Linked DNA regions of Homo sapiens: all the other regions are linked to region 2. A link is a loop called in an ENCODE intact Hi-C map of the cell type or tissue named here. Cell type or tissue: CD4-positive, alpha-beta T cell. All regions are shown on one strand. Links, peaks and the distances in the headings refer to the core of each region. The heading gives the core; the rest is flanking DNA.

What was found. Hi-C counts contacts between places; a loop is a spot of excess contacts. Peaks named below come from ENCODE experiments on the same cell type or tissue, not always from the same donor. Only the 100,000 strongest peaks of a DNase experiment are listed, where the experiment ranks them.
Region 1: it touches region 2 in a loop (3-fold over the local background); 3 of 110 quality-filtered maps call a loop at or near these places.
Region 3: it touches region 2 in a loop (6-fold over the local background); 6 of 110 quality-filtered maps call a loop at or near these places.

What each region holds. Positions count from the first base shown.
Region 1 is chr10:9,202,280-9,212,727 of GRCh38, forward strand. All of the region lies in intron 4 of LOC101928272 (a long non-coding RNA gene), which reads right to left. Among named protein-coding and RNA genes, the nearest start is that of LINC00709, 68 kb to the right of the region's middle. In CD4-positive, alpha-beta T cell, for the core only: CTCF peaks have their summits at 7,116 (motif pointing left) and 7,318; a DNase peak (open chromatin) is centred at 7,102.
Region 2 is chr10:9,090,473-9,101,505 of GRCh38, forward strand. No RefSeq gene overlaps it. Among named protein-coding and RNA genes, the nearest start is that of LINC00709, 180 kb to the right of the region's middle. In CD4-positive, alpha-beta T cell, for the core only: no CTCF peak of the experiment used is centred there; DNase peaks (open chromatin) are centred at 6,019 and 7,209; H3K27ac peaks cover 432 bases.
Region 3 is chr10:9,006,971-9,017,611 of GRCh38, forward strand. No RefSeq gene overlaps it. Among named protein-coding and RNA genes, the nearest start is that of LINC02676, 110 kb to the left of the region's middle. In CD4-positive, alpha-beta T cell, for the core only: no CTCF peak of the experiment used is centred there; a DNase peak (open chromatin) is centred at 3,331.

The DNA of each region.
Region 1 (10,448 bases), core at 2,449-10,448, 110 kb after region 2:
ATATAATAACAATAATAAGAGATGCTATAGAGGAGAGAAAACAAAAAGTCAAAATATATAAATCATTAGCTTCCACTGGGAATAAATCAAAGCAATTGAAGCTAATCATTATTTAGAGGAGAATACTTTGCATAGTTAAAAACAAACAAGAAAACATAACGGCAACAAAAGACATTACTTGAATATACGGGTCAAAAGTGTTCACTAAGTGCCACGCAAAATTAAAAACAAAGTAACTTAGAATAAAACTGGCAAAATTGTTGAATTTCAAGTTTTAAAGAAAAAAATTGACAACCACATGGGCAAAACGTAAAAAATTTACACTGTTTCCAATTCTACTTAACTCAGAGTGCCAGAATATGATGTCATAATGAGATAAAGTTTTGAGAGAAAAATATGTCATCTAAGGATATTTTAACCGAGTACAACCTAATTTATGTGCTGGTATAACACTGACCTCCCTGCTCAGATATGCAGAATTTAGAACATAAACTGCCCATGGATACTTGCTTTGAAACTTTTACTTAGAAGATGTCCATCAGCAGGCTAAGAGATGGATAGTATTTTAAAATTAATGAATGAGATATGTGAATCTGAAATTACTGTGGTACTTCCTGTTATAGTTTTAAAATATATTTGTTTAACATGCTAAGAGCTACCTTGAAAGGTCATTGGGACTTTTTAGAGTAAAAAAAAAAATTAAAAATAAAAAAAGACCAAAAAGCAGGGATGTTCACAATGAAAGAAATAAGTTGTTTGTCTATATACTAATAGCATACGGATATCATAATATAAGTAACAATATAATTCTAATGTCTAGTAGATATAAAATTTGCTATATGATCATGAATATCTTACAAACATTACATAAACAGATGTAATATTGCTAAATAATTTTGGATTAATTGGCCTTTTGGAAAATAATTCTTAAATTGGATCCTTATCTTACACTTTAACTTAATGTAAATTTAAGGTAACATAAGGAATAAAATTTACCAAATAAAAATTTTTGTAGAAAATATGAAAAAATAAGTGGTGATGTTTCTAATCCTGGAGCAGTAAGAGAACTTTTAAGCATAAACATAGCAAAATTCACAAAGTACAAAATTAAATTTTGAAGTGTTTCTCGGAAAATCCTATGAAATTTTCTCTTACCATAATCAATAAGTAGATATGCAGAAGAGTTTTCATTAATAAGACAAATTATAAGCCATAAATATTTTAACCAATGACCATGTATCATCTCTGCTTAAACATGTTGTTACAACTGTTTATCAATAGCATTATTTTTTAAAAGATGCTAACAAATATTAAATAATATATAGCTTCCACTTATTATAAACTCCATATATCCCAGCACTGTATTTAAAATCTTACTTAAGTAATCCAGTTTGGCATTTGCAACAAATCTCTGGGGTGAGAGTTATCCATCTTTTTACAGATGAATAAACTAAAGCTGAGGAATAAGTTGCATGACAAACTAACTTGTAGGAGTTGAAGCAGGAATTGAACTCAGGCCTGAGGACAGACTCTGAGTGCTTAAGTCACTACATGCTTCTTTCTCAGTGTTAATCATATGTAATGTAAGGAAAGGATTACATCTGTTTTGTTCTTAGCTATATCCCCTTAGCTTAGCAGAAGGCACAGCTTACAGTAAGCACTCACTGAACAATTGTTGAATGCATGAATATATTTAAAGAAGATATTATACTAGAAACTGAGAGATGGGAGGCTAAAATCAAAATTATTACTTCAAGGAAGTTTTCAGTAGGGGGTTTCTGGTAAGATATGGAAATGTGGAATAGAAATAACTATAATACAAAGCAGCTTTTTTCAAGTGCAATACAGTATTCACAAATGCAGTGTTACCATTTCAAAGGAAGAGAGTCCATTACCAAAACAAGGTAAGAGGATTCCTCATACTAACTCTGTTATCATGATTTAGCTTTGAAAATAGGCAATATGGTGTTCTTGGGTGCTTTTTCATACACCCAAGATCAAGTATTCTTAGTCACCTAGGACATGATAGCATTATTAAAATTTCTACTTATGGAAAAGATTAATTAATCTAGAACAATCTATCTTAATAGTAAAATCAACGTGTTAGGAGAGATGTGCGTGGGGATACATTCACTAAAAATTAAGTAGTTTTGAAGATGTGATGGCTGCCCTATATGATGTCAATACAGGAGAAACATTGGTATAATCTTAAGCTTGTTATCCTGTACAGTAAGATAAATTCTAATACTGCAGTACTTAACTATGACAATAAATTAGATTCTTGTAGATATAAAGTTAGGAAGTGGTTATACAGGACGCTTTAATAGTGTGTGTTAAGGCAAATAATAAGAAAGAATGATTGGAGGAAAATACCACACAAATAGTGCACAAGCAACTTACTCCGTGCTTTTCTTACATTGAACTTTTTATTAAACTAGATTTCTTTGCCGCTCCATGAGGCTTACTGTGTTTCTTTGCTCCTCTTCCATATTAGGTAATATCCCCGTTACACTGAAAACAAAAATATTGCTTATATGTTTAAAATATAGAATCTAAAATTTGTTCATCTAGCAAGGCGCAGTGACTCACGCCTGTAATCCCAGCACTTTGAGAGGCTGAGACGGGTGGATCACGTGAGGTAGAGTTCAAGACCAGCCTGACTAACATGGAGAAACTCCATCTCTACTAAAAATATAAAAATTACCGGGTGTGGTGGCGGGTGACTGTAATCCCAGCTATAGGGAGGCTGAGGCAGGAGAATCACTTGAACCCCAGAGGTGGAGGTTGCAGTGAGCCGAGATCACACCACTGCACTCCAGCCTGGGCAACAGAGCAAGACTCCATCTTAAAATAAATAAATAAATAAATAAACAAACAAACAAACAAATAAATAAATAAATAAAATTCTTCATCTAAAGTTATTAAATTGGGTGATTTCTATTTAGAAAGAGTCTATACATTTGTCTGCAAGTTATTAGGTATCTGGAATTCCTGTTTTGGGGTTTTTTGTTTGTTTGTTTGTTTTTTGAGACGGAGTTTCGCTCTGTCACCCAGGCTGGAGTGTAGTGGCACGATCTCGTGGAATTCCTGTTTTTGCTTTCATGTTGCTAGGATTTTAGTCTCATTCTATTTGGTTTATGCATAAGAACTCAGATTGAAAAAAATAGTCTTATGTCATAATTTCTTTGAATAGTACAACATTCTTCTTTGCAACTCTTCTGTCTCCAGTCTTCTGGCAGTTGATGCCACTGCCTCAGATGCCTGATGGGCTTCCTGGCACTTTTATAATATATCACTGAGTATTGGCTTACAAGTTTTAGGAGAAAATAGAGCTGAAGACCTGAACTTTCCCATTTGGCAGCTCTTCACCATCAGTGCTCACGTCTGAATTGTTGACTATTCTTAAATCATGAAAGGACTTCTGCAAACCTTGTAAAGACCTTAGTTCAAAAACATTTTTATTTGTAGTTTAGAGACCCACAGAGAAAGTGACCTTTCAAGAAGATGGGTTCAACCCAGAGAATGAGGAAATGGCTAAGAACAAATATTAACCCAGTGAAATGAGTATGAAGAAGGCCAAGTAGGAATAGAGGCAAATTATGGAATCTGTATATTTTATTGGACTGAAAATATCCTTTGGCAGTACCTAGGGAACCAGGAAGGCTGGGGAAGGAGAATATAGCCTTAAAAATGTATAATCACTACATGGATAGCCATTTGTCCAAGAACTTTCCAACTATGAAAGACTTTAAGAATTTGCCTGACTTTTATCATTTACTTGTGTCAGAATTTGAACTCTTACTTTTATGTATGTAATGCCTAAATACATAAACATCCTGCAAATAAAAACTGCAACCTCCTGGAATGTGGAGCTACTTTCACTGCTGTTCTAAAAGAACTTTTCTCAAACATTCTCTAAAGTGAATACTTTGCCTTACTGATAACCAGTGCCATTGCAATACAAACCAAGCACAGAACAACAGAGATTGGGCAACCTACAATCTGCATTCAACTTGAAGACCTTTGAGGACGGGGTTCTGTCTGCACTGTCTTCTTCTGTGGGATGGTGGTGGTGTGTGTGAACAAGCGCAAAGTCCATATCCAGTGATACACTTTTAATATTCTATTCCTTAAATGACATATTTAATGCAACTGGCATTTATTGTCATGCATTAACAGGCAAACATATAAGTCGCGGGAAAACGCCATCCCATGCAAAATTTATATATATATACACACACACACACACACACACACACACACACACACACACACACACATATGTATATATATAAAGCATCATTTCCCAAATTGCAACATCAACATATAGCCCTACTCTGAGTTATGTGGTCCTAGAAGTCATGTGTCTTCTCATATATGTGTGTATGTGTGCTTGCCTAAACACACAAATTCAAAGTACTGTTCACTCTCATCATTACATTCTTAGCGAGTGTCAAGATTTAGAAAGAAATTATTGCTTATAGTGCTTCTAAAACATTGATATTTGTTTTCAATATCAAGATCAAATATCAATGTTTTAGAAGCATTAGAAGCAATCAATGTTTTAGAAGCATTAGAAGCAATGATTTCTTGAAATCTGAAATATCCTTTTGTGATCTAAGAAATTTAAAATTAAAAGTTACTTCTCAGGTATAAGGTCAACAGATAACGAGAAAAAATATTTAGGATCTCATTTTCCATTTTCCAAGATTTCAGATTAGGGTATTTCTTCAATCCTTTGAAGTCATAAACCTTTGACTAAATTTTCCCTAGAAAAATTGAAGCTGAAACTTAGGACTCTAAAAAATGAAAAGTTTTTAAATCATACATCAATATATACATTAAAAGGGAGATTGCTGATCCCCAAGGGGAGTGATTTTAGCTTGAATTATCTGTTTGATTTCATATATTAGACAGACTTTCATATATATGTCATATATATGAAATGTCATATGATAGTATTTCATGTGTATATGACAGTATTACAAATTCACCTTACTTTATGTAAACAAAGTTTAGTCCATACAACTTTAGTTTTCAAATAAATAGAAAATTAAAATATGCACCAAATACTTTGTCTCCATTTATATCTGGCTTTGTGATGAAAGTGAAGCAAGTTTTGAAAATTAGTATTTTTACTCAGTCAATTATCTAAGAGCACAAAGTAGATCTGCCTTGGTTGTTTCCAAGTGCTCCTGAATAAGGCCACACTTCTATGCAAGAATCTGCCAGTGTGATGGAAAGACAGAAGCAGTCCCTTCAGGTTCTTATTATTGTTGTTGTTGTTTCTTGAAACGGAGTTTTGCTCTTTCGCCCAGGCTGGAGTGAAGTGGTGCGATCTCAGCTGACTGCAACCTCTGCCCCCGGGTTCAAGTGATTCTCCTGCCTCAGCCTCCCGAGTAACTGAGACGGGGTTTTGCCATGTTGGCCAGGCTGGTCTTGAACTCCTGACCTCAGGCAACCCACCTGCCTCGGCCTCCCAAAATGCTAGGATTACAGGCGTGAGCTACAGTTGTCCAGCCTCCTTCTGGTTCTTAATCAGGAAACCCCAAATATACTTGACTGGTTTGTTGTCCCATAAGGTATGGACTTCTTGTGGGAAGTAAACAAAAAATAAATATTCAAAACCTGGCTTTATCTTGCCTAGTTTGTTTTTACAAATCCAAATATATCCATGTAAGGTATATGCAAAAATATCTCTTGATCTAGTGACAAAATCTGTGCATGCAAAATTAAAAGTGGCTTATATTAACAGAGAGAAAATTTTCCTTTTATATGCCTACTACTCATTGAATAATATATGTTTATTCAGCTAGTGTTTTGTGTTGTGAAGAATAAGAAAACTTAATTTGAAATTTGGTATTTAAAAACATTTTTTCCCGTGCTAGCTAAACTTAAACATACTATAATATGCTTCAAATTTTCATTCTAGTTTTGTTGTTGTTTCAAGTTTTGTTTTGCTATTCTGTGGTATTCTTAACCATTTCATCTTCCATCAGAGGGGTGTGAACATCATTTTCACAAGCAAATGAAAGATATATAAGAGGCCTAGTGCAAACTGTAACTTCCATAGATGTCAGCTAATTGTAAAAGTTAATTATTAAGTTTTGTTTACTAGAAAAGCATGACATGCTGCTTGCCAAAGTTTTTATATGTTAAAATAGTAATAAGGAGTTATAGATAAATGTGTTTCCTGAACTAAGGATAATTAAATTTATCAATTTTTTTTATTTCATATATTTACACAAATTTTCTCCCTCTTTATTTTACCTTAAAAATGTGATCATTTTACCCCACTCATGTTTCCCATCCATATAACTAAGCAAAGTTATTTGGCATTAAATCCTTCCTTCTCTGAACAGAAGTGATTCATTGTTCCAGATAATATCTAACACCTTCATAATTATCATTAATCTTTGAATTAATACAAATTTAGATATTTATATATTTTAACACCACACAAAATTCGTTGTAAAAACCTTTAGCTTCTTTAGTATACCTAAAATAATGTTTTCAAAGGTTTTTTCCTTACTGTAAGTTTAAAACCAATTCACTGTGGAAAACTAAACTGTCATCAGCTAATTGTCTCAACTACAAACATTTATTTGAAGTGTGTATACATGTCAGAATGTGTGTGTGTATAGCTTGTGAGAACAAGTGATTTAGACTATAAAATGCTGAAAAGAGTGAAGGCTATTCTTGCTATATGGTAGAAAGTGAATTCATAACAAGTATATTTTTGAGATGTTGGTCCTGTGCAAGCTTAACATCATTCAGCAGCGGAAAGGAATCTGGTGCCCTATTTGTACTTCCATCTCACCTCCTATTCACTTTCTTTGTAACCTTTTTTCTTCTTATGAACTTGGCATTCTATTGAACATCAGGTTCCCAAAGAGTAATAGCAAATAAGGAAGCTTTATGGGCTGCCTTAGCATCGGGTGCACCAGAAGACGACAGATCCCAAAGGAATGCGAGATGTGTGCTGGAGACTCACCCCAGCGTATTTACACTTTGATGGTCCTGAGAAACTTAGGACCCAAGGGTTGTGGCGCTAAATCTCATCAAAGGTACCATGCACATTTTAGAGACAAAAGCTGGCATTGCCATCCAGTGGCGACATCCGGTATTGCATGTTCAACCAAACCCCGTTTGTTTTGCTTGGACACCGTGTCCTACATAGAAAATAAAATACAATGACTTTGTTTATTTTCTCTTCTATCTTAACAATTCAATGTATGTAATAAGCAAGCAGAAGTAGTTGTTAAAGTATCTTTCATTTTAAGTTAGTTTTACTATTTCCCCTCTAGGTTTGGATGTAGCGTGTGTAGAATGAACAAATGTGTAGGCAAAATAAAAATTTACTAATATTTTTGAACGAAGATTTAAAGTACTTAAAATGGACTCCAAATGAGCAACTCTTTATAAGATCAGGGAATTTCTAGTGATTAAAAATCGCAATGGTTCGGCCCATTTATTTTAATAGCATTACTATTAACTCAAAGATGTATTGATATGGACTCACACCAAGGTTGTGATTATACCAACCTAAGCTCTCCAACTTAGAGTACCTGGTGCAGTTCACATGTGTGTGTTTAATAAACGCATGAACTAAGAAAGAAGAACATGGAGAGATTTTTCCTGTTGTCAGTTTGATGTTGAAGGGCACATTGTTTTTCTATTATGTTGCTGATTTCTGTATTTATTCCACATATATCAGAAACATTTCTCCCACCTTCTGGGTAAATTGCAATGGAGGTCTCACCCAGAACATTTAGGTTTGAATTGGTTAACAATTCAAGCAGCCCTACCTTTTCAGCACTTTTTATTTTTTAAAAAAAATAGCATTTTGTTTTTCCTTCAAACCTCACATCTTCCAAGCCCTTCAAAGAGCTGTACTGATGAATGCATGTTTCTAATAGACTTCAAGAGGGTTATCCTGGACGCCTGGTATAAGTTCAGGGGTCCCCTCCCCCTTTATTTACCTGTTATGTGTCATTAGCTCCTGCTTTTTTTTAATGTTACAAACTCTGTGTACTTTTTGTAGGCATTGGTTTTCAATGCTGCGTTGCCATTTGGTTTTCATTCATAGGAGAAGTTTAAAAGGAGAAATGAGATCTTACATGAAAGATTGTGCTCAGCACTTTTTATTTGGCAGGGGAAAATATGAGTGGAGTTATTTCACCTAAGACATAGAATTATTTTGTTACGTGAAAGACATTATTTATATTTTCTTATGTTAATACAAATATATAACGCATTCAAGGTAATCCACAAAGCTAAAATGAAAATCCAGTTATCTGAGATTTGTTTCCTTGGCATACGTACTAACCAGTCTATAGGGGGCCTTTGGCACATAAATGTTCATTTACTTTGAGCTTAGTGGCATCAGCCATTTTTAACAAACCATAAACTGCTAACAAGCTTCAACATAAAGAAGAAACATATAAAGACAATATGGATAAGATATGTAAATAGTAACACCCTGACTTACAATGACTTTTTTATTTGAAATAACTTTTATTAAGCAGAGTGAACTGAATGGATCATTTTCATGTATATTCACCCATTAAAATAATTTAAATATTTTCTTTAAAAAGAAAAAAATTGGTATTTGTTACCTTTCTGTTTTTCTGCTATATATTTTCTTAATATGTAAGCAAATGTTTTCTTTCAGAAAAGTTGGAATTCATCCAAATTACAACAACAAAAAAATATGCACACAATTAAGTATTCTTAGAAGTGCTATCCAGTGCCCACTTTCTTCTTGTTTGGAGTACATGTGTTTATATTCCACTCTTCAGGCCTTGAGCCTGCATACTGGGCTGTCTTTGTGTGGCAATATGGTTAGTTCATTTAATAAATTAATCATTTTGTTACTAATATTATTTTAAAATGCACACGTACCGTTCATATTTCTGTTCTGATCTCAATTACTGTTTGGAGTACTTGAGTTTATAAAGTGAAACACTGCTGTCATTATAGGATCAGTTTTTGAGAGTTTTGTGATGGCTTTGTCATTGGACATGCAAAAGACCCAAAGTGACAATACAAAGTAAGAAAGAATGGGAAGACTTGTTAAGAGAGAGCATGGCACTGGATCTCAGTTGTCCCTTGCTAGGAATTATTGTCATATACTCAGTGCTGACAACTATAGGTTGGAATTTTGCAGTGCAGTTGCCTTAAATTTTAACCGTGGAAATAAGCCATTTTCATACCCTTCCCATTGAAAACTGTTGTAAGGCTTGGTATCCTGAAAATCTGCATCTAGGAGATAGTCTAGTACGCTCCTGGTCACTTGGTAGTCCTCTAGGTTATCAGATTGACAGATCACAGAAAGAAGGGTGAATATAGTATAACAAGGTATTTTGAGAGAGAGAACTTTTATTCACCTAATTTTTATTAAAGTATATTGTTATATTTGTTCTATTTTATTATTAGATATTGTTGTTAATCTCTTGCTGTGCCTAATTAATAAATTAAACTTTATCGTAAGTATGTATGTATAGAAAAAACGTGGTATATATAGGGTTCAACGTTGTTTTGGGCATCCACTGGGGTCCATGAAACGTAGCCCCCGTGGATAAAGGGGGGGCTACTGCACACTTAAATATGGACTACTGTTATTCCCTCTGCAAATACTTCTTGGAAAGTTATTAAATGAAGATAATGTGGAGTCCTGTACAAAAATCAGTCAACTTAATAATACTCCAAAGACATTAGGCTTTTTAATTACTGGTAGAAAAGCTGTTGTATAAGTCTCACTTTGTATTTCAACTTGAAGCAGCTTCCTAGGATTCCATACCAAGATCTTCCCCTTTACCTGTCTATATTTTACACTGAGCTTGAAGAGATAGTTTAAGATTGGCTGTAGGAGAAAAAGCCAGAATACAATGGTGCATTTATAAGAACCTAATACCTGGGCAATGTGTTATGATGTTTAACTATTTAAAAAGAAAGACTTTATACTGGGAAATTAAGTCATAAAGATGCCACCATTCCCATCCATTGACTCCACATACCGCTACCCTCCAATGCCAAAGTCCACAGAATTTGGCCATCAAATATCTATATATAGTTTTGATGAAGTTAGGAGATTTACCTAAATTTATGTAATGTTTTATGCTTGTAAATTTGATCTAAATAGAAAAAGTAAAGTAAACCATTAAAAACCTCAATGGACAGTTGATGCAAAATATGGAAAAATAAGAATATCAATGGATGCAATCCAGTATGAAAACAGGCCTCATTAAAAGCGAAACATTCTGTCCTCCTCCTTTACAACACACTTACAAGATTTCCAAAATCGCATTTAGATGGTAGTTTTAAAAATGTATGAAACTGAATCAAAGTAAAAAATGTTTCACAGTGACAAAAATATACAAAGCAAAAGTTGCTGCTAAAACCAAAATAGATTACTTCTAGTTTTAAATATATATATTTTTGACAAA
Region 2 (11,033 bases), core at 1,802-9,801:
TTCCCTGAACCTCATTCACCAGATCTCCCAAGACTTTTTTTATTATAGCATTATCAATACATAAATCAATTGATAACCTGAATAAGTAGCAAAGCAAGCAGAACAACAACAACAACAAAAAACCCAGTGCTGGTGAACATACTGTGAAGGCAGCAGAAACAATCCTGTCACAAAGTATTAATGCAAGTATATTGGGAGAACAGTGAATTCACAGTCAGAACTTAGAAGACTTTGGATTTAGTCCCAAGTCTGTCACTGATTCTCATTACAAACAATTATTTACCCATTCTGGGCTAAAATCTTCCTTTTTTCTCAAGAGAAGAATTGTGACAGATGAAGGCTAAGAGCCTTTCCATCCCTAATACTCCATGACTATTTGTAGGCAAAGTATGTTTGGTGTCCTTTTAATGGAGTCACAGATATTGTATCTTCATGAAATTACCTACCCAGTTCTGGGGCAGTTCACATGTAATTTGCACTTTCTTCCCCAGTAACAGCATTATGTTGATTGTACAAATGCCACAGAACACATACAAACTTGGTAATGCAAAAATAGAATTTGGGTAAGAAAAATGTAGTGTGTTGCATGAGAGAACTGTGTTGAAAGAGAAAGGCAAATAAAATATAAGAATGAGAAAAAGTGTCTCTCTTTCTTTGGGTATTTTTTAAAGTCAAGGGTTATCAATTTTTCCGTGATATGTAAATAAATTTTAAAACACTGTTTATTGTTACAATATATATGTATATTATTTCCAATGAATAGTTAACATTTAAACCTGAAAATAACTACCAAATGAATTATACAACTAAGCACTTAGAACAGCACCTAACACTTTTATAAACCCAATTATTGTTAATTTGTTTCCCCATATGTAAGGGTTTTTAAATGCTGTTTCTTAAGGTTCACCCAAAGCTGAAAAGCTTCAAACCTCTAAATCAAAGAACTTCTGAATTTGTAAACTTTGAGATATGTTCCTTGTCTTACCAGCTGGAGAAAACCTATTTTTCCTATAGTTTTAGTTAATAATTCTGTAAAAATCTATATGAAACAACAAATTATTTTCAGAAAATTTCACTTCATGTAGGAAATTAGTTAGAATTTTCATTAGGACCCAGAATACATTATGTGGGACTGATTTCATTCATACTGAAAGCAGAAAGGAAATGACAGGTGGACTCCCTCTACTTCTTTTAGTAGGGTGGTTACTTTCTAAAATGTGAAAGTGACTTGTTATTGCTTGGATATTGTATCTCGAAGACCTCAGGACCTGTGTCATTCAGTGAACTAAAAAAGTGATTCATATTTCTTAGGTACTTGCAAATAGAAATTTGATTCTTAGAAATTAAAGTTCAATTGTGTGGGAAGATGTTTAAGTTTCAAGAATGGATTTGAGTTGACTTCTATACCCTCCCAGCTAGCAAAATACCCCGTGAAGAGCCCGTGATCTCTCAGATAAGACCAGGCATTCATAGCTGAAACAAAAAAAAATAGTAGTTTGACTTTTATTTCATTTTGATCAGCAGAAAAATATAGCTACACATGCTTTGCTACAGCAAGTAAGAGGCTTCCTACATGTTTAATTTAAATAAACTGATTCATCTAGTCAACAGAATGGATTGTTCTATTCAAAAGTAAGTAGAAACCATGTAATCAAAAGTTACAGATTATATTTGTTTAATAACAAACCATAATTAATTTTGCCAGAAAGGTAGAAAGACCAACCTGGATATGTTTCAGACCAAATAATAACATCAATAGTGACAAAGACAATAGTAATAATGAGAGCTAACACTAGTGCAGGACTTATTATATGCCAGATACTGTTGTCACTAAGGAATTTATCTGTATTAATTTATTTAATCCTTACAATAACCTTAAAAATAGGTTCCACTATTATTTTTATCATTGTTTCTACTGTCAAACAAAATTTAATTTGGGAAGTTTCATGAGACCCTAGTTCTACCATTGCCTCTAATTTTGGAAGGGTGGGCTTAAATCCAGTTATGGTTTTACAGTTCTTTACTTAGAGAAAAAAAAAATTAACTTCCTCTAGCATAGGGCACTTTCTCCCTACAGATAATACAATAAAAGCTTTTTTTAGTATGTCACTGTCCAACTATCTTTCTTTATTGCCTTTTTCATTCATATCTTACTTATCAAATGAATATTTTTGTAAAAGTCTTTCAGAAGCAGTTACATTGCGTTTTCTCTTGAGAATTCATTACATGTGCTTATCCCCAAAGTCTCTTCCCTTAAGTCAAATTGTTCTTCTTCCCCATTTCCCCTGTGGGCTCTTTCCAACTACAACAATGAAAGTGTCACTCTTGGACTCTCCCTAAATTCATCTGTAATCATTTTTTCACTTACTGTAAGTTCTCATGGATACATAATAGTTATTCAGCTACTGCTCGGTTGCAATAGCTCAACTACTTATATGGAGCTCCCAGGATGGTACGGTTTGAATGTGTCCCCTCCAAAATTTAGGTGTTGCCAATGTCATAGCATTGGTGTGGTGTTTGGCAGGGGATTAGGCCATGAGGCCTCTTTCCTCATGAGTGGGATTAAGGTCCTTATGAAAGAGGCTTCATGGGGAGTTGGCTCGTTTGCCTTCTGCCTTCCTCCAGGTGAGGACACAGCATCCCTCCCCACTGTGGGACGCAGCAATGCGACTGAGAGCAGCGCTATCCAAACAACCAAATCTGCTGATGCCTTGATCTTGGACCTCTCAGCTCCAGAACTGTGAGAAAATTGATTTCTGTTCTTTCTAAATTACCCAGTCTTGAATATTTTGTTACAACAGCATAAATGGACCAAGATAAAGGAAGATGAACTATTTGGATGAGCAAGACAAAAATAACAATACATCCTTGCCAGAGCCGTGTTGTTCTCCCCAGTCACGTCATTCTTCAGGCCACCTCAATTACACGACAGAATATTGAATATAATCTCTTTATCTTACAAATAAGAAACCGAGGCACAGCGATGTTATGTGAAAAACAGAAGGCCACCTGATAACCAATAGAAGAAATAAGACTTGAATCCAGGACATTCTTAGACTCAGAGGATTTTTCCATTATTTATTTATTTACACAGCACAAAAATATCAAACACTTTTTATATGCCACTTACTCTGGTGTTGCAGAACTTTTCCTCAAGTGTCGCATCATTGCGGTTTAGTGGAAACTCTATCAGCATCAAGAGCCCAGGGATCTTAGACTCTTGCTGACACTAAATAATTTTGCAACTTGGAAAAAATTTACCTCACTTTCTCAGATGTAAAATCTAAAATAATTGTACCAGAAAGACACATGCATGCGTATGTTTATCGCAGCACTATTCACAATAGCAAAGACATGGCATCAACCTAAATGCTCATCAATAGTGGACTGGATAAAGAAAATGTGGTAGATATGTACCATGGAATACAATGCAGTCATAAAAAAAGAATGAGGTCACATCCTTTGCAGTAACATGGATAGATCTAGAGGCCATTATCCTAAGTGAACTAACATAGGAACAGAACACCAAATACTGAATGTTCTTACTTATAAGCGGGAGCTAAACACTGAGTACCCATGGACACAAAGAAGGGAACATTAGACATTGGGGTCTACTTGCGGGTGGAGGGAGGGAAGAGGGTGAGGATCGAAATCTACCTACTATGCTGATTACCTGAGTGACAAAATAATCTGTACACCAAAGCCCTGTAACACACAATTTACCTATATAACAAACCTGCACATGTACCCACGAATCTAAAATAAAAGTAAAAAAAAAATAAAAATAAACTCTAAAAAGTAGGAATTTTGGAGTGAGATCATTCTTATTATACCTACAGATACAGAGTTAATAAGGGTATATACTACAGCTTTTATAAAAGAAGGGAAGCAGAATGCATAGTCTTAGGTCTGTGCTTTACTACTTTATCAGTTAGCTATTATTCCCTGCTGCTAGAGACATTACTGCTTCCCTGAAATAGATACAAACAAAATTGTCATATATAAAATTGTATTTCATATATGTGTATAATAAACATAATATATTTTAGGTAATGTATGCGTAATGTATAGATACATAAACATTAATGTCATTTATAATATATAAATGACATTTGATATTATATATGTAAAATATTTTCTAGTTTAACTGTAACTTAATTATTTCCACAGCAGTGTAACATCTTGCTTTCCATTTCCGTAAAGGCTTTTCCCATATGTATTCTATATTATGGTTGGTGCCATAATATTGCTTATTTCCTGAGAATACCATATTTTCTCCTTGCTCACATTATAAGTAATTATTTTTTCTTGAAATTTAATTTTCAACTACTTTTAGCTTTTGTGTTTTGATTTACAAATCATTATTTTCAACATGTAAAACAATCCATGTTTACATGCTTATACATAAGACAACTGTCTAATGCCTACTCTCTGGGAATAAATATTGTAGCTACACTGAATTTAATTCTAGTCATATTTTTCTTTTTTTTTTTTTTTTTGAGATGGGGTCTTGCTCTGTCGCCCAGGCTGGAGTGCAGTGGCATGATCTCAGCTCACTGCAAGCTCCGCCTCCCGGATTCAAGCAATTCTCCTGCCTCAGCCTCCTGAGTAGCTGGGATTATAGGCATGCACCACCATGCCCAGCTAATTTTTGTATTTTTAGTAGAGACGGGGTTTCACCATGTTGGTCAGGCTGGTCTCAAACTCCTGACCTCATGATCCTCCCGCCTCGACCTCCCAAAGTGTTGGGATTATAGGCATAAGCCACCGCGCCCGGCCTAGTCATATTTTTCACTGTATGTGTGTGTGGCAGGGGGAATGGGGATTGTTCCTATGCATATAAATATAAATTTGTTCCCCTTTACCTCCCTTTTTCCCAAAATATGATTCATGCTTTGTATTTAGTTTTGCATGATACTCTTCTCCCCACCTCGACTTTTTATGAGCATTTTCTCATGACATCAAATATTCTTCAAATAATCTTAATTGCTGCCTAAAATCCAATTGCAAGAAAGTCTTATGAATTAATTGTCTTTCCGTTTTTGTGTGCTATTTGGTTGTCTCTTGTTCTTATTAATATAAATAATCCTGTGATAAAGACCCTGGCACATAATCTTCGACTACTTGTCAGATTCTTTCCTTAAGCTGAATTCCTAGAATGGGAATCACTGCATTCAAAAATGAGTCTTTTTCAGTTGTTTTGTCTTCTTTAATAGATGAATCATTTCGTCAGTGAACAAAGTAATGTATTCCATATACAGAATTCAAAGCTTCACATTGTTAAATTTAAAAAAAAAAGCTTTTATGTGCCACCCTTCACTAGATTTTATCTTAATACAATAAAATTTCTTGCATGCCCTGCCGGATTCCCCATAGTCTGATTCCTACCCATCTCTCTAGCTCAGTTTCACCCCCTGACCTGGTCTCCATGATTTCTCAAGCCCAGGTACACTGGCCTGATTTTTGTACCTGCACCTGTTCCCTCTAGTTACCTTTCTTCTCCAGCTATCTGTCTTCACAACCCAGTGGGTGCAACTACCTTTCAAAAGAGTTGGAGCTTCTATTAACCCATTTGTGTTGAAACATGTGTCAAAGAGAAGTTGGAACATTTCTCTTCCTAAGACAAATTATGAGGTGCCTATCTTCCAAAATATTTTCTCAGAGGTCAGTTTTTTTCTTCACTGAAGAGTGAAGCTTATCTCAGCACATTTTTGTATTCATGTAATATCCAGGGTTTATAAGTTATATGGGAATTATCCTAGGTCTATATCATCTCTCTCCCCCTTCCATTCTCCACTCTCTCTGCCTGTCCCACTCAGATTTCAGTCCAAACCCTGGAGTGACAGATTTATGGCAATTCATCTATCTGTAGCATTTTATACAAATAATAAAGAGTATCAGTTAGGTTGTGCTTAGCTGCTGGTAACAGAACTTCTTGCTTACGTGGCTACAGCATATCAGTTCCCATAACAGGAAGCTTGTGTGTCAGTTCCGTACCCATAGCTCAAAGAGCCAGGTTCTTTTCATCTTTTTTCTCTGCTAACCACAGCGGGTTGGCTCCTGTCCTTGCGCAGGTAGCCTCATGGTGGCAAACTGGCTGCAGCAGTTCAAAGGGTCATGCCCTCACACATGATGTCCAGAAACACAAGGAGCTATTTCTTCCTTGAGTCTTTTAATTTTTTAAGAACCAGAAATCATTTCTTACCAGGTCTCCTCAAATATATAATTGTCCAGAATTGGATCATCTGCTTCTACTAAACCAATACCTGTAAGTGAAACGGGTCACATAAAATATAACTGGCCCTAAAAACCAGTCATGATTCATCTTTGAAGCTGTGGGGGTCTCCGACTTCACTGAAACACATAGTGTTTCTGTTAGAAAATTTTAAAAAGTTTGAGACCAGCCTGGCCAACATGGTGAAACCCCATCTCTACTAAAAATACAAAAATTAGCCAGGCATGGTGCCACATGCCTGTAATCCCCGCTACTCGGAGGCTGAGGCAGGATAATCGCTTGAACCTGGGAGGTGGAGGTTGCACTGAGCTGATATCACGCCACTGCACTCCAGCCTGGATGACAGATTGAGACTCCGTCTCAAAAAAATAAAAAAATAAAAAAAACAATATCTGGAAATTATATAATATGATAATAAAAGTTGATGAAAGTTGATTGGAAGAAAATGAGAAACTGGTGAATTTGGGATTTTATGAGATGTGAATAAGTTTTATGGAGCAACATTTACTCATTCTTTTTCTCTCATTCAAACATTTACTGAACTCTTCTGTTTCTTCTGATTCATGAACAATTAATATTAAAAAGTTTCCAAAACACAGCTGTATATTCTATTTGCCTTGGGGCTATAAGTCATGCAGAAGAGATAAGCAGGTTTTCCATTAAAAGCATAGGTTATTTTCAAAGGGATACTGAAAACCAATGCAATTCCTGGAAAGGTGTGGACCAAATATGACTAACAGAGTTGTAATTATTTTTTGTTGGCCTGCTAACTATTCATGGTATTTCAGAGATTAAAAGAGAAAAGATTAGCTATGTTGTATTTCTTCCGTTATTTATGGGTGCATAGAACAGTAAAAAAAAAAAAAAAAAAAAAAAAAAACCACACAAAAACAAAAAACGTGATTAAAAGCATTGTAGTCTATGTTAACTCTTGGTTCTATTTAAATGACAGTTTCAGATCATAGAACAATTTTTTTCAAAGCCACAAAGGCTTTCATTTAAATGTAACAGGAAGGCCCATATTTAAAAAAAAAAAAAAGTCTTTTTTTCTCCAGGTAACAAATACATAAGAGGATATAACACAATGACAACAATGACAATGCTTAGTTAAGTAAATACCATGAAGCTTAATCCTCCTTTAAAGTTTAGATTACAGACCTACTCAGGAAGGAACAGTCAACAAACTGGCTGGATAAAGCAAACTTGCATTAAAATAAATGAGTATCTGACAAAACACAGTTACTGCATAATGGGCAATCAGTGTAGTGCAAATCTTTCCAAATTGCCAGGAAATAGACCATAAGCCATCTTATTTTAAGTGAAATTCCTCCCTTGGAAAGCATCAGGTGATTCAGGCAGCCCTAAATTATTCGAGATTTCACTCGCAGTGTAGGAACTCTGTGGGCAAGTTAGCCTTAGAGAGAGCCCACGGGCAGCAGAGGGCAGCTAGGCCAGGCACCCTTGCTGTCAACACCTAGCCAAAGTTGTCCAGATACAAAACCTCTCTATACGAAATTTATGTTTGTTTTCTATTCATATAGGAAGTCAAACTTTAATCCTCTGAATACACCTCCATTTGATAATCCCCTTATTCCCCACCTTTTGGTAGTCCCTTTACAAATATATATGGTTACAAAAGGTTATCAGTGTTTAAACTAGCAAACACTTCTCTAATATAGAATATATTTTATGTTTCCTTGAAGATTGTTTTCCAGACATTTTAGTAGTTTTTTAAAAATTAGAACTTAAAGGATTGATTTCCTGGGTCAGTCTGTTATAGTGGAAAAAAACTAATTTTGGAGTCAAATCTCTGCTCATCTCCCATGTACTGTTCTATCACTTTCTAGCCATGTAACCTAGGCCAACTTATTTTACCTCCCTGAGCTTTCATCTTTAAATTGGAGGTGGGGAGACCTCCTTCACAGGGGGCATTATGAAGATGAACAGAGTTAATGTATATTTTTGAGCATTTGGTCCACAGAGTAAACATTAACCTTTTCCTGCCTTTTTATTAGAGTTGCCCCCATATTTAAATAATGGTAAAATACAGCAATTTGTTTTCCAGGCCACCCCCTTTCTAGGCACCACCTTTGTCTCCCAGGAGAAACTTCCCGAGCCTCATCGCTCCATCTCAAATAATTGCCACCATTCCCATTCCCATGCCACCATGTCCCTGGCTCTCCCACATCCTCATTAAAAGGTACTAATCTAGCCTTTCACTAGAGTCTGGAGATAAAATACTGGATATGCTGCACAGTCACATTCATGCCACATGTGTATTAAACTTGGAATCATTTAAATGAACAGGCTTTATAAGAAGAAAGAGGAGAAAGAAAAAAGACAACAAAATATGTTCAGTAGTGTAAATGTTGTCATCATTTCACTGCTCAAGTATCATGGAAGGAGAAAGAAGGATTCAGGAGAAGTTACTTGTTTTGTTTTGTCTTGTTTTGAGACAGAGTCTCGCTATGTCACCCAGGCCAGAGTGCAGTGGAGCAATCTTAGCTCACTGCAACATCTGCCTCCCCGGTTCAAGCAATTCTCCTGCCTCAGCCTCCCAAGTAGCTGGGATTACAGGAGCGTGCAACCACACTCGGCTAATTTTTGTATTTTTAGTAAAGATGGAGTTACGCCACGTTGGCTAGGCTGGTTTCGAACTCCTGGCCTCATGTGATCCACCTGCCCTGGCCTCCCAAAGTGCTGGGATTGCAGGAGGGAGCCACCGCGCCAAGCCCAGAAGAAGCGATTGTGGGTAAAGTCATGACTACTGTCCTTGAAGTGGTCCTCAAGAGTCAGTTTGACCATGGCTCATTTTTCCTCTATTTTATTTATTTTATTTTATTTTATTTTATTTTACTTTACTTTACTTTACTTTTTACTTTACTTTACTCTACTCTACTCTACTCTACTCTACTCTACTCTACTCTACTCTACTCTACTCTACTTTACTTTATTTTATTTTATTTTTTGAGACGGAGTCTCACACTGTCGACCGGGCTGGAGTGCAATGGCATGATCTCGGCTCACTGCAACCTTGCCTTGCAGGTTCAAGAGATTCTCCTGCCTCAGCCTACCGAGTAGCTGGGATTACAGGCGCTCGCCACCACGTCCGGCTAATTTTTTGTACTTTTAGTAGAGACGTGGTTTCACTATGTTGGCCAGGCTGGTCTCGAACTCCTGACCTCGTGATCTGCCCGCCTCGGCCTCCAAAAGTGCTGGGATTACAGGCGCGAGCCACTGTGCCCGACCACGGCTAATTTTTGGCTAATTTTTTTCTGTAAGTATTCTGTCTCCTACAACAGGCTTATTACCTCCTTGTCCCACAAAGCCCACCTGTGTGGTTTAAAGCTTGGATCTGATTCAGATTGCATTGTCCTGTCACTTTTCAGCTGTGGGGCATTAGGTGACTTAATTTCTCTGTGCCAGTTTTTAATTTGCAAATTAAGAATAACAATAGCAAACAACTAATGGGATTATCATAATGATTGAAATATCCATGTAAAATGCTTTTCATAGTTTCTGGAATGTAGCAAGCATTCGCTAAAATTATTATGAGGTAGGAATGACAAATTTGCTGACCACAGTGACTGGGAAGGGGTAGCTGAGCCCTGCTGGGTCTGTCAGAATTCTTCTCTTAAGCTATTTCAAACTACAGCTGGGAGAAAGAGACTTCTTTTTCTTCTGCTCATAAAGATTTAAAGATTTGAGTTTACAGTTCCTGGACCCACCACTTATTTGAGAGAATGTTGTTAACACAAGGATAGAAAAACAAGCATCTTCCTTCAACTCAGAGGTCTATAGCAGTACACTTCCAATAAAACGCGTTTTTGCTTAAGCTAGAGTTGTATTTCTCTTCTCTACAAAGAGTATAATCCTTTCTAATGTGTGCATTTTGAGGAATAAGGCACATGGACTGCACTTTACCTGCACAGGTCTCCAGGTATTTGAATGTATCTATTTTTCAGGTAAACTGGGTGTGCAAATAGCATCTGCTTTAAAGTTAATATGGAACCTTGAAATAGTCATTAGTTGGCAATTTAGTGTCCAATTCATATCACTGATATTATTAGAAGTCAGTATTTAGTAACATTTTCAAAACCATATTAAAATCGAATTTAGGCCGGACACAGTGGCTCACGCCTGTAATCTCAGAGCTTTGGGAGGCTGAGGTTGGCAGATCACCTAAATCAGAAGTTCAAGACCAGGTGAAATCCTGTCTCTGCTTAAAAAAAAAAAAAAAATAATAATAATAATAATAATACAAAAATTAGCTGGGCGTGTTGGCGTGCGCCTGTAGTCCCAGCTATTCGGGAGGCTGAGGCAGGAGAATCGCTTGAACCTGGGAGGCAGAGGTTGTAGTGAGCTGAGATCGGGCCACTGCACTCCAGCCTGAGTGACAGAGCAAGACTCCATCTCAAAACAAAATAAATTAATTAATCAAATTTATTTGTTTTAAGATAATGATTTTTGTCTGCCATTAACTACTATAAGTCAATCCTTTGAAAGACATTTAATTTGATAATACTAATATGCTGACCTAAAACTCAAACTTACCAAGTTTGTTTGATATATTATAATTTACTCATAGTCCAAATTGAGGCTATTTGCATTCTGGGTGTCTTTTTCTGTTTTGCCTCCCTTTGATGATTTTAGGAACTTTACGGTGAATTCATCTCAGAAATACTGCTTCACGATATCCAGCTATAAATCTGAAAGACAGAATCTGAGAAACAGGCCAAGTCTAGAAAGAGGAAGACATACTTAGGGAAATGAACACAAACACTACTGTACCAAATAG
Region 3 (10,641 bases), core at 1-8,000, 85 kb before region 2:
TCTTCTGCTCCTTATTGTATAGAACAGTAACCAGCAAATAGTAAATACTAGATTGTTACTGAGTGAATCAGTGTGGCGGAATCAATATGCAGTCAAATATACAGAGGATGTTTTGGAGTCTTGAAAAATGTGTAGGTGAAAAAGCAGTAAATATTACATATATATAATGATCATAAATTATTTAGTGGTAAGAGAAAGAGTTAGAGGGAAATATCTCCAAAATATTAATAGTGAGTTGCTTAAGGGAAAAAAATACAGTGTTATTTCCCACTCCCACTCAATTATATCTTTACAGTTTCCAAATTTTCCTCGGTGGGTACAGATTATTTTCACAATAAAATAGTTTTTAACAACATCCTCTCACTTTCTAAAGTAACTATCAATGTGAATGGTTGTGGCTAATGACTGGAAAAAAAAGGGGCAGTTCAGAGAGGTGAGAATTTGGAAAAAGAAAATGGATCTTTCCTGTGTTTCATTGAAAACAAATGATTAAAATATGATTAATATAAAATAATAATTTTAACAGGCTCAGCTGTGCCTATTTGAGAGGCAGTAAACTGCAGTGGCTCAGAACTCGGGAACATAACTTGCTGGATACCAGCTTGGGTGAGCTGGGAAACCCATGAGCTCACTCTGTTTCAGTTGCTTAACCTGAAGTTACTTAAACCCAACTTCAGTTTTTGTTTTTTTTTTCTAAATCTGTGAGATTTTTTTTTCTAAATCTGTGAGATGGGGTAACATTAGCACTCATATCCTATTGTGAGGATTACCAAAGTTCATACTTGTTAAAGCATGTCAAACAGTGCCTGGCACATGTTAAATGCTGTTAATGTAAGCTCTTATTATTAACCATTGTTCACCTTATATGAGGGACTGCAGTGAAACAAACACAACCATATTCAGCTTCATTCTGGACCTTTAACTCTGCCAAAACCCCTTCCTGTCTAGAGCAATACTTCCCTTTCCCCTTTTCTTGTTTTTCTCAGTGCTGTGTCGGGTCTGTGACATCAAATATTATCTTGCGTGTATGGCCACCAAGCCTGTATTCATATATATATATATATATATATATATATAGAGAGAGAGAGAGAGAGAGAGAGAGAGAGAGAGAGAGAGACACAGAGATGTATATATGTCACTTACCCCACATACTCTGAAGCTATCTGCACATGCAAGTAGCCACAAAGTTGTAGTGAGACTTTTCAATTATTTGCCATATATAGATTTTGCTGTATGTAGGAATACTCTACGCAATCACCCAGATAAGCTTCTCAGTTATTCTTGGCATCCTATTTTAAGATACAGAAAGAATGGGCAATTGACTGAGCATAAATTAATTCCCTTATTTTTTGAAAGGTATATATCTTGTCTAACCAACAGTAGTCTTTTAGGGGGCCGGAAGTGGTCCTGAAACAGGGGGCACTCCTAAACATCTCCAAAACTTAAACCAACATCAAACCCATTGAAATCTCATATCCTGTGAAGTTTCCCAGGTTAAGACAATTAAATACTATAGCTGTTTACTACTACCAGAAAGAGGGACCAAGTGTTAGTTCCCAAGTCCTCACTAAATCTTTTATAGATTCTTACACTAAAAAAGCACACAATGTTCTTTAGATTAACACACCAAATTCTTAGCAGGAAGTTAGAGTATTCCCAGTAAATCCCAAGCAGGGCCAGGGGGAGCACAGGCATTCATGTGTGTTTGACCTAAGGCTCTTTCTCTAGTGAAAATTATTTCTCTTTCACCAGTAAGAAGAACCTACATGAACAAGTGCTGAAGGAAAGAGATACCTGCCCATCTCAGTCAAATGACCTAGTCTCAGTTATCAATGCAAATGGTGGATATCACCACCATTTTTTTTCCAACATCCAGGGCAGAGAAAGAATCTGTGTTTAGCTTCAGTGAATTTAGGGTTGACACTAATGCTTCAATAAGGACAAAGATAACAAAAAGTTGAGTGGCTAAATATGTGGCTCTTTAATGCAGACCAATGATTATTCCAGGAATCTTCCTCTCTCTCCAATTTCCAGGATTGAGAAACAGACTAAAATACTTAGAAAGCAAACCCAGATCATCTGAGTAAGACATTATGCTTCAAGAATGGAAGATAACCTACCAGCTTTACCATAATCTCAGGTTTCTAGAAACATATGTAATACTACAAAACAAAAGCAAAGCTCACCTTAGGTTGAAGAAGGACATAAACAAAATATAGTGATGCATTCCCTGGGTTTTGGGGAAAATCTATCCGGATGAAGCTTGGTGATGCTGATGGCAGACTATTTAGTAAACTAACAAATTTTGTGAGACTCTATCTTGTAACTTTTTTTTTTTTTTTTTTTTTTTTTTTGAGGCAGAGTCTTGCTCCGTGTCCTAGGCTAGAGCGCAACAGCGCAATCTCGGCTAACTGCAACCTCTGCCTCCCGGGTTCAAGGATTCTCCTGCCTTAGCCTCCCAAGTAGCTGGGATTACAGGCGCCTGCCACTGCACCCAGCTAATTTTTGTATTTTTTAGTAGAGACGGGGTTTTGCCACGTAGGCCAGGCTGGTCCCAAACTCCTGACCTCAGATGATCCACTCGCCTCGGCCTCCCAAAGCTATGGGATTACAGGCGTGAGCCACCGCACCCAGTCAACTTTTTTCTTTCTGTCTTGAACGCTGTTCATGCTTTAAGACTTCCTGATGATTACTAAAGTGGCCTATGTTCCTTCATACGGTTGACTGTATGTTGAATACACCATTGAAAGAATGGCTGAGAAAAAAAAATCGAGTGAGTCAATAAGAAAAAATGTGAACTCCAAGATTATTCACTTTCTGGAGAATCCTTCTGTATCTCTTATTCTACTTCCTCAAGTAATATTAGCATATTTTTTGAACCAAGCAAGCAGGAATAAAACCTGTCGCTTCAAGTTTTCTGTTGCACAATTTATTTTGAAGGATGTCATTCTCTGATGTTATATCTAAATTTTGGAAAGAAATATTAAGAATGTGGATGTTCAAGAATCAGAATTTGAAAAAACAAAACAAGTCTTGTTTCCTTTTTAAAGTAATCTACTGCAGTTTTTTGTGTGTAATGGTATTGCTTTTGGAAGTATAATTCTTTTCATTTTAGACTGAAACAGTATTGTTTTGTACAAAATCAGAAAGCATATTCATTTTATTCTTTCATTATGCCTTGATGTACATATGAACATCTATCTAGCTGTCAGGTTTTTTTTTTTTAAGTCTGTTCTGTGCCCTGAAAGGGAAGTTAAAAAAAAAAAAAAAAGTTGTGGCATTTCACCACTCAACCTTCAAAGTGAGAGGTGAAAGACACACACACACACACACACACACACACAGTTTGCAGAGCAATCTCAACTGTGTTTCCACTTCCTGCTGTGCAGCAGTACCACCAAGAACCTTTGCCTTGGTTCTCAGCTTTATTTATTTTGCTTTAAATGATATATACAGGCTGGCTATTCAAAAACGGTTCCCCATCCCCCACCTTTGAAATCAGTGCTGTGTTGATATTGAAATTGAGGTACATCTCATCTTGGCAGTGCCTTGGTTAGTTTACCACTTAGAATCAACTCATCTTGTTCTACGCTTTTGCCAAGGGCAGTATCACACAACAGGTAGAAAATTAATAAATGTATATTGATAACTATACTTATCAGAATGCCTCTAGTGAATATTTAGAAAGCTTACTAGGCCTAAATCCAGGAGCTAAAAGGTGAAAATTGTATTTACTTTCAACATATGGACGGTTACTGTCCCAACAATGACAGTTTGTAGCTTAAAAAAATAGCGCCAAAATTCTAGGGTTATATTTTTCTAAAGTAAAGTCTTCAAGAAGTTTTAACATTTTATTAATTGAATTACCAGCAAGATGAAAGCATAGGAACCTTCCTTTCATCTGATATTCTAGGAATCTTTGAAATGTTTGTATTTTTGCTCAGTTTAATATTGTTTGAATAAATCTATGAATATTTTTATTAAAATAAAGATTAGCTCTGCAGAACAAATTCAGTGCAAAGTACTTCAAAACTTAAAAGATAATAGGGTAATTTTTATTTACAAGTAGCATGGTATATTGTGGGAAGGCGGATATGGCAAGCCCACACCGTTATAATTCCAAGTATGCCATTAAAATAGCCACAGGAGAGGTAGGATCAACATGTTCTGAATTGTCAAATGAATGAGAAATCCTGAGCCATAAGTGAAGTTTTCTCATTAGGTTATAGTATGTTTATAGATTTCAAGACTGTGATTTTATAGTAGCTATGAAAATATTTTCAGATAAATGAAATATATTAAAATAAGCTTAAACTCAAATAACTGAATTATGAATTATTATGGAAGGTATCTAGAGCATTCTTTTTTGTTGATTTTCTTTATTTTATTTTATTTTTTGAGACAGCTTTCTATTCTGTCACCCAGGCTGGAGTGCAGTGGCACAATCTCAGCTCACTGCAGCCTCCACCTGTTGGGCTAAATCCATCTTCCCACTTCAGCCTCCTGAGTAGCTGGGACCACAGGCACGCATCACCACTCCCGGCTAATTTTGTTTTTCATAGCACATTACATTACCGATTTCCCAGTTTATAAGTAACCAAGATGCTCAAACAAGCAAATATTTTCCTTGAGTATGACTTACTACAAAAAAGAGAAAGAACAGAGAAATTAGTTCTGAAAGTGCATTTTTCTAAAGCCCATTTCAGTATTTGATAGCTCAGATCATATAGAAGTTTTAGTCAAAATGCTAAAGAATATTTTATTAATATTCTTCTATTCCATCCTTTCCTTCAGTATTTCATAAATTATTTAGTTAAATGGTATTTTTTACCATGTTTCCTGAAATGTCATTGATTTTAATCCACCTGAGAAGTCATTACCTCTATCTGTATTGAGAAATAAATTTGTCTTTAAGGTTTAATAGTAGTCTTTATTATTTAATTTCCCTTTAACTACTATATTTTGATGCACTTTATAGTGTATTTTTTTTTGTGAAAGAAGTAGATTCCGGCAATTGATTTCCATTTGCAACCTACCTCCCTTATTAAACGGAAGTCAGTCATTTTAAGAGAACATATTTGCTTTGGATTCAAACAATTTAAGGGCCGGGAAGTGGGTTGGGGGTTATATTTAAAGGTATCAGCTAGTCCAGATGGCCATCTAGCTTTTAAAACTGCCGCCAAGCAACTTAAATATGTTTTATTCTTCAAAGATTTGGAAGCAATACAAGAAATATTCTACTAATGTTCTGAAAGAATAAAGGAAGGAAGAGGAAGGAAGGGAGAAAGGGAAGAAGGGAGGGAGGGAATACTTAAAAACAAAATAAGTAGTATGTCTATATTTTTCTTCCAAACATTTGCCCCATATTTTAAAAAATTTTAGTCATCATCACATACATGATCTTAAAAAGTCACTAGATATTTTTGGGAGTTAGTTGGTTCACCTCTAAACACAGGAATTTCAGTTGGTCTCTATAATTTCTTCATAGCATAGAAAACTGCTCTGCATGATTTTATACCAAGGAATGCTATGTTGTCTGCCAAGCATGAAACTTCGGAACTAAAGGAATTCATGAGTGTCTGGGGAACAACATGTTCTGAGCTACATGATTCTGAATCACTTAGAGTTTGGTAGTAAGTGTTTTATGCTATATTCAGATATCTGTAAAATTAGTGATACATATAGAATATGTCAAAATATTTAGCAAATAAATATGTCTCATGTGCTAAGAATTTTACTCTTTTGGTAAAAGCATATTTTATAAAATTCCACTTAATGCAGATCCTGCAAATGAAAAGAAAAATTAACAAAGCAGTCCTATTGTGATTACTGTGATTCCTGATTTTAACTTACGTTGAAATTGATGGTCACATACAGATAATAGTCTAAAAACTCAACCACATACTCATATGTTTCCAAAGATTCAGGAATTGGGCATTATGTGGATAGAATGTGTAAGGCTTACTAATCTAAGACTTTTCCAACAGTATTCCAAATATGACAGCAGTCACCCAGTTGGGCTCCTCCAATAAACTTATTTATTCTCACCAAGTCTCTCTTTCATGGCCTTAATAATCATTTCCATTGGAATTTCAATAGTATTAAATAAATTATGAATCACACAGGAATAACTCCAACCTTTGTAGCAAGAATACGAGCTTAAATATATTATGTATTTTCTAGCTTATTATCCCCCTGGAATTTTTGACAGAGATGCCTGTACAGGAAAATCCACTAGCTTCCTAAAATGTGAACAAACTCTTAAAAACTTACTGAGGTATAGATTTAGATCATTTAATTACATTTTCAGTCATAGAGGCTTATTAGAAGTAGGTTATTAGATTCTGCTTCAATGCTCTATCTTTAAAATGCTTATTTTCCCAATTTCCATTGTTCTTATGTTTTCCTCAGACTTCCACTGTTAGTATTCTAATGCATCTTCACAATTATATCTTTCTCTATTAAAGCAGGACTTCTGGAGGTTTTCTCTGGAGTGGTGGTTTTTACCCCCAAGGCTAGTAATTTACTAGTTGACTTATGTAGGGTCAAGCCAATAGAGGAATCTCACTTTATTCTACATAAATATACGCATGAAACACCTAAAAGAGATGTAACAGACTTTATATACTTGACACACCCTATTGGAAATGTCACTTTTAGATTCAAAATTACTAAACCTGCCTTCTCTTACCTTATCTTCCTGTTTTTATCTCTCAAAAGGACAACATGTGAATCTGTTTTCTCTAAATATAAAATAAAATAATTTATATCCCATATAAGTATAATTATATTTGACTATACTTACACAGTTATATCTCTATAAGCAAAACTAATTTATCATTTATAATTTTATCATAGCCATCTCTCTTTTAGTTGACAACTTTTGTTTTGACATGAACCACAGAGCTTGGACATCAAGTTTTTAGATATTTTCACTCATGGGCTCCATGTTTTTCTAACACTGCTATTTTAAACTTCTTTTTCAGAGTTAACTTTTTGATTCCTCCCTTTAGGTAAATAAATATTATTTTAAACTTTCAGCCATTTTTATGTATCTATAAGTGTAAAATAAATGTAGAAAGAAGCACAAAAAAATGTCTTTTTCTTCCTCCTTTGTGCAACTCAAAATGGCTGAATTGATTTACCTCCAAATATCTACATAGAGTTTAACCCTGAACAGACTTGAAACACACACAAGGTTTTCAGAAACTTCTAAGTGACCAGGGACATAGAGGAATAACAAAAGTCATCTTGAAACCTTAAATACACTGGTTTTTGCCACAGACATTGTAATTTACTAGCTGGGGATGGAAACCTCTGAAACAGCCATTTGTCTTTTAGTTAAAATGTAGCCTCATAAATACATGCATCTGTCCTGTGTATCTTTTTTTAAAAAAAAATCCCAAGAAGTATCATTTGTAAAATAGGTTTCATGATATGTATTACCATTCACCAAAGTATTTAAACGTTCTTTCTTTAGAAAGTAGAATCTTGCAGATTAGAATAACTGTGTTGAAAGGATAAGAAATACTCCTTCACAACTGAGGAGACATCCTGTTTCATCCTTGGGTTTTATATGATTTAATAGAGGTAATGCTGTCATGCAGATAGTACCTTTTAAATAACCTCATTTAAGACCTTGATGGGCCTTACGTAGTCATTTTCAGGGGGAATCAGTACTACATCCAATTCAGTCATATGTATTTTAAATATGGAATTCTTTTAGCTAAATATTCAAGGTTTGTGTTTGGCCAGAGACAATTTAAGTTAAATTTAGGAAATATCTTTGAAGAGTTTAATTTTCTCTTTCTCACCTTTAGTTATGTATTAATCACTAACCCTTGAATTGCTGGTGCGTTTAAGGAAGAATGTTACAGATGTGGGCCCAATGCAAGTGAAACTATTGCTACTCATAGCCTTAAAGACTGTCTTAATATGTACTTGTTTGAACTGCTTCCTCTCTACTGGACCAGTTTTTCCATCCTTTTCTGTTATCAGCTGAAGAAAGATCTATTTTTGAAATTTGTTCCCATAACTAAAATGTGGTGGATTAACTTTGGCCATGAAGCTAAGTATTGTGAAGACGGAGATGTAAAAGTCAACACTATTAAAATCAACCACTCTCTGGGGACCTATTCTCCTTTTGATAGACTCAGAGTGTTCATTAGTTCTTTTGAATTTCTATGGGAGATCTGTGGGCAGAACCAAACCAGGAAATAGTTGCCTCCTAACTTTGAAAATACCAGGGGACCACATCGACACTTTCCACTATGTCATTCTGCTGACCCTTGAGCTCTGCTTTTATCTTCCTTAAATGAATCATTCCACTGTGGTTTTAATTAAGAAAAATCATGTTGTGGGGAGTGAAATGATCTGGGAAGGATCAAGCCAAAATTTATACCTAACTGGCTATCTTACAAACACAATGGATTTTTTTCCTGCATAATTCATTCCTTAAATTTTAAAAAATACCCTTAAGGAGAGGGGGGAAACATCATTTTTACAAAAATATTTTAATTAAAATCTTAAAGTGTTCATTTATTAATTTTATCAGAGGTATATAATTAAGCAACTCACTGTAGGTAATTAACACTCTGGATTGTCTAACACTGTCTAAAGTCCCCTAATCATTTAAAAAAATAGTTTCGCTTCTTTTGAAGCTCCTGTTTTTGTTTCCTGGGTGCTGTGATGAAAACCAAACAGAGCTGATATTTTCTTAGAATAATAAGCAACTTAAAATTTAAAGTTGTTTTGTAACTGTAATGTCTTACCTGACTGTGATAGTCTAAAGCGATGGTTCTAGAAACTGAATTTGTGACTCTTAGAATTGTGCAGACTATTTTAAAGGCATGACAATATGTTGGAAAAAATGGTTATTTCCAGGGAGTTTCTTCAGATAAAAAAATGGTTTAAATATAGTAATAAGTGTAATAGAGGAATTTAGTAAAACTAACACTTTTTAACAGTTTAATAGTAAGAACTGAGTGAGCCCAAGAAACTGAACTGGAGTTGAAAACAAACTTGTTCAACAATAGAGAAGAAAGGAAAATGGAAGCAACAGAGAATGGAGCTGTCTTCATTGCATGATTAGAGTTAAATGCAAATATGTGATGTTTGGTTTAAATGAATTTAATTGATCCTATAAAATAGTCCAGACTTTAGATGCTACATCTTCTACTATTTCTGTAATAAGCCAGATATTGTTAAATGAACTTATGTCAATGTAACTGACTAATAGAAGCTAAGTTTATTTTGGGAGGACTAATATATTCAAGGAAATTTTTCATTATGTAAGCAAGTGATTTGAAGAGACTTAAAATGGCTTTCATGTTTATGTTTTATAAGTTAATATCAGCTCCTGAAAATACAAACCACAACTACATTTAACACCATGTATGTAAGCCTACTTTTTCTAAAAAGAAAAAAAAAATCTACCTGAAGTAAGTGGAAATTTACCTCTGGTGCACAATTCAGAATGGAATATTTTAAGGACATGATAATAATGTAGTTTTTATTTTTTTAACCAAACCATGAAAAATAAAGTCCTATTTTATAACTAGGCAGACTGAAACAATTTAAGATGCTTATTATTGGCTCATTAATTATTTATTTAATTCTATCTTTTGATCAGATATTCTCTACAAAGTACAATGGTAAGATGCTTGGGATGCAATGTAGAGAAAATTAAAATTGTGGGTGGGTAGGCAAATAGTGTAATATAATTCAGTGACATTTACGTTCATGAGTCCAGTTGGCAAAAGGCATCGTATTTTTCACTAAGTGTAGGAAGAATCATAGAGAGATTCTTAGAGATCACTGATTCCATTTACAGTGGCCATGTAAATTCCTTAAATTCAAATGCAGCCCTTTTAAGGCCCACAGGGACAAGACGTTGAGAGAAGAGAAACAGCCCTATCAGCCTCGAAGTGAACAGGAGAGTGCTCCCTGGCACAAGGTAGTGTCTGAACCTGGCCAGAGGAAAACTCAGCCCAGAAATGTGTACAGCGGGAAGGGGAGCACTGTGGGAGCGGCTCCTGGGGATGAGGTCTGCAGTGCATCTAAAGAGAGTGTTAAAAGTAGAGGGGAGAGTGTGCACTTGGTTGGAGAGCTGGGGTTAGTCTCAGACACTTACCAATTATTTGTTATTTGGCAAATGATGTAACCGAGACTCTGTCTTCTCATTTATATGATGAGGACTACAATCTCATGTTGGTTAAGAAAATCAAACGTGCACAAAGCTAGATGATGCCCCAAATGGACTGGACAGGTCCCACAAATAGGGTTTTAGATTTGATGAATCTCTCTTTACTAATTATTCACACACTTAAATACTAAAAACATTTTATGTTGATAGAATCTCCATGGAAAATTCATCTCTGGACACATCTTCAGGCCCTGGGGAGCTTTCAAGGGAACATTTAACTTTTCAAGTAGGCAAGGAGGATGATACAAAAGAAGTTTAATTCCTTTGAAAAATCTATGGGTAACGGATATTATTTGAATTACAATGAATGATCAAGAAATATTTCCTTCTGTCTATGTTTGTTTCTCCCCATTTTCATAGCATCTAAAATATTTGGTTAATACCATTTAAAAATATCTAATTTACCACAGAGGGTAAAAATCAACATATTGTATATC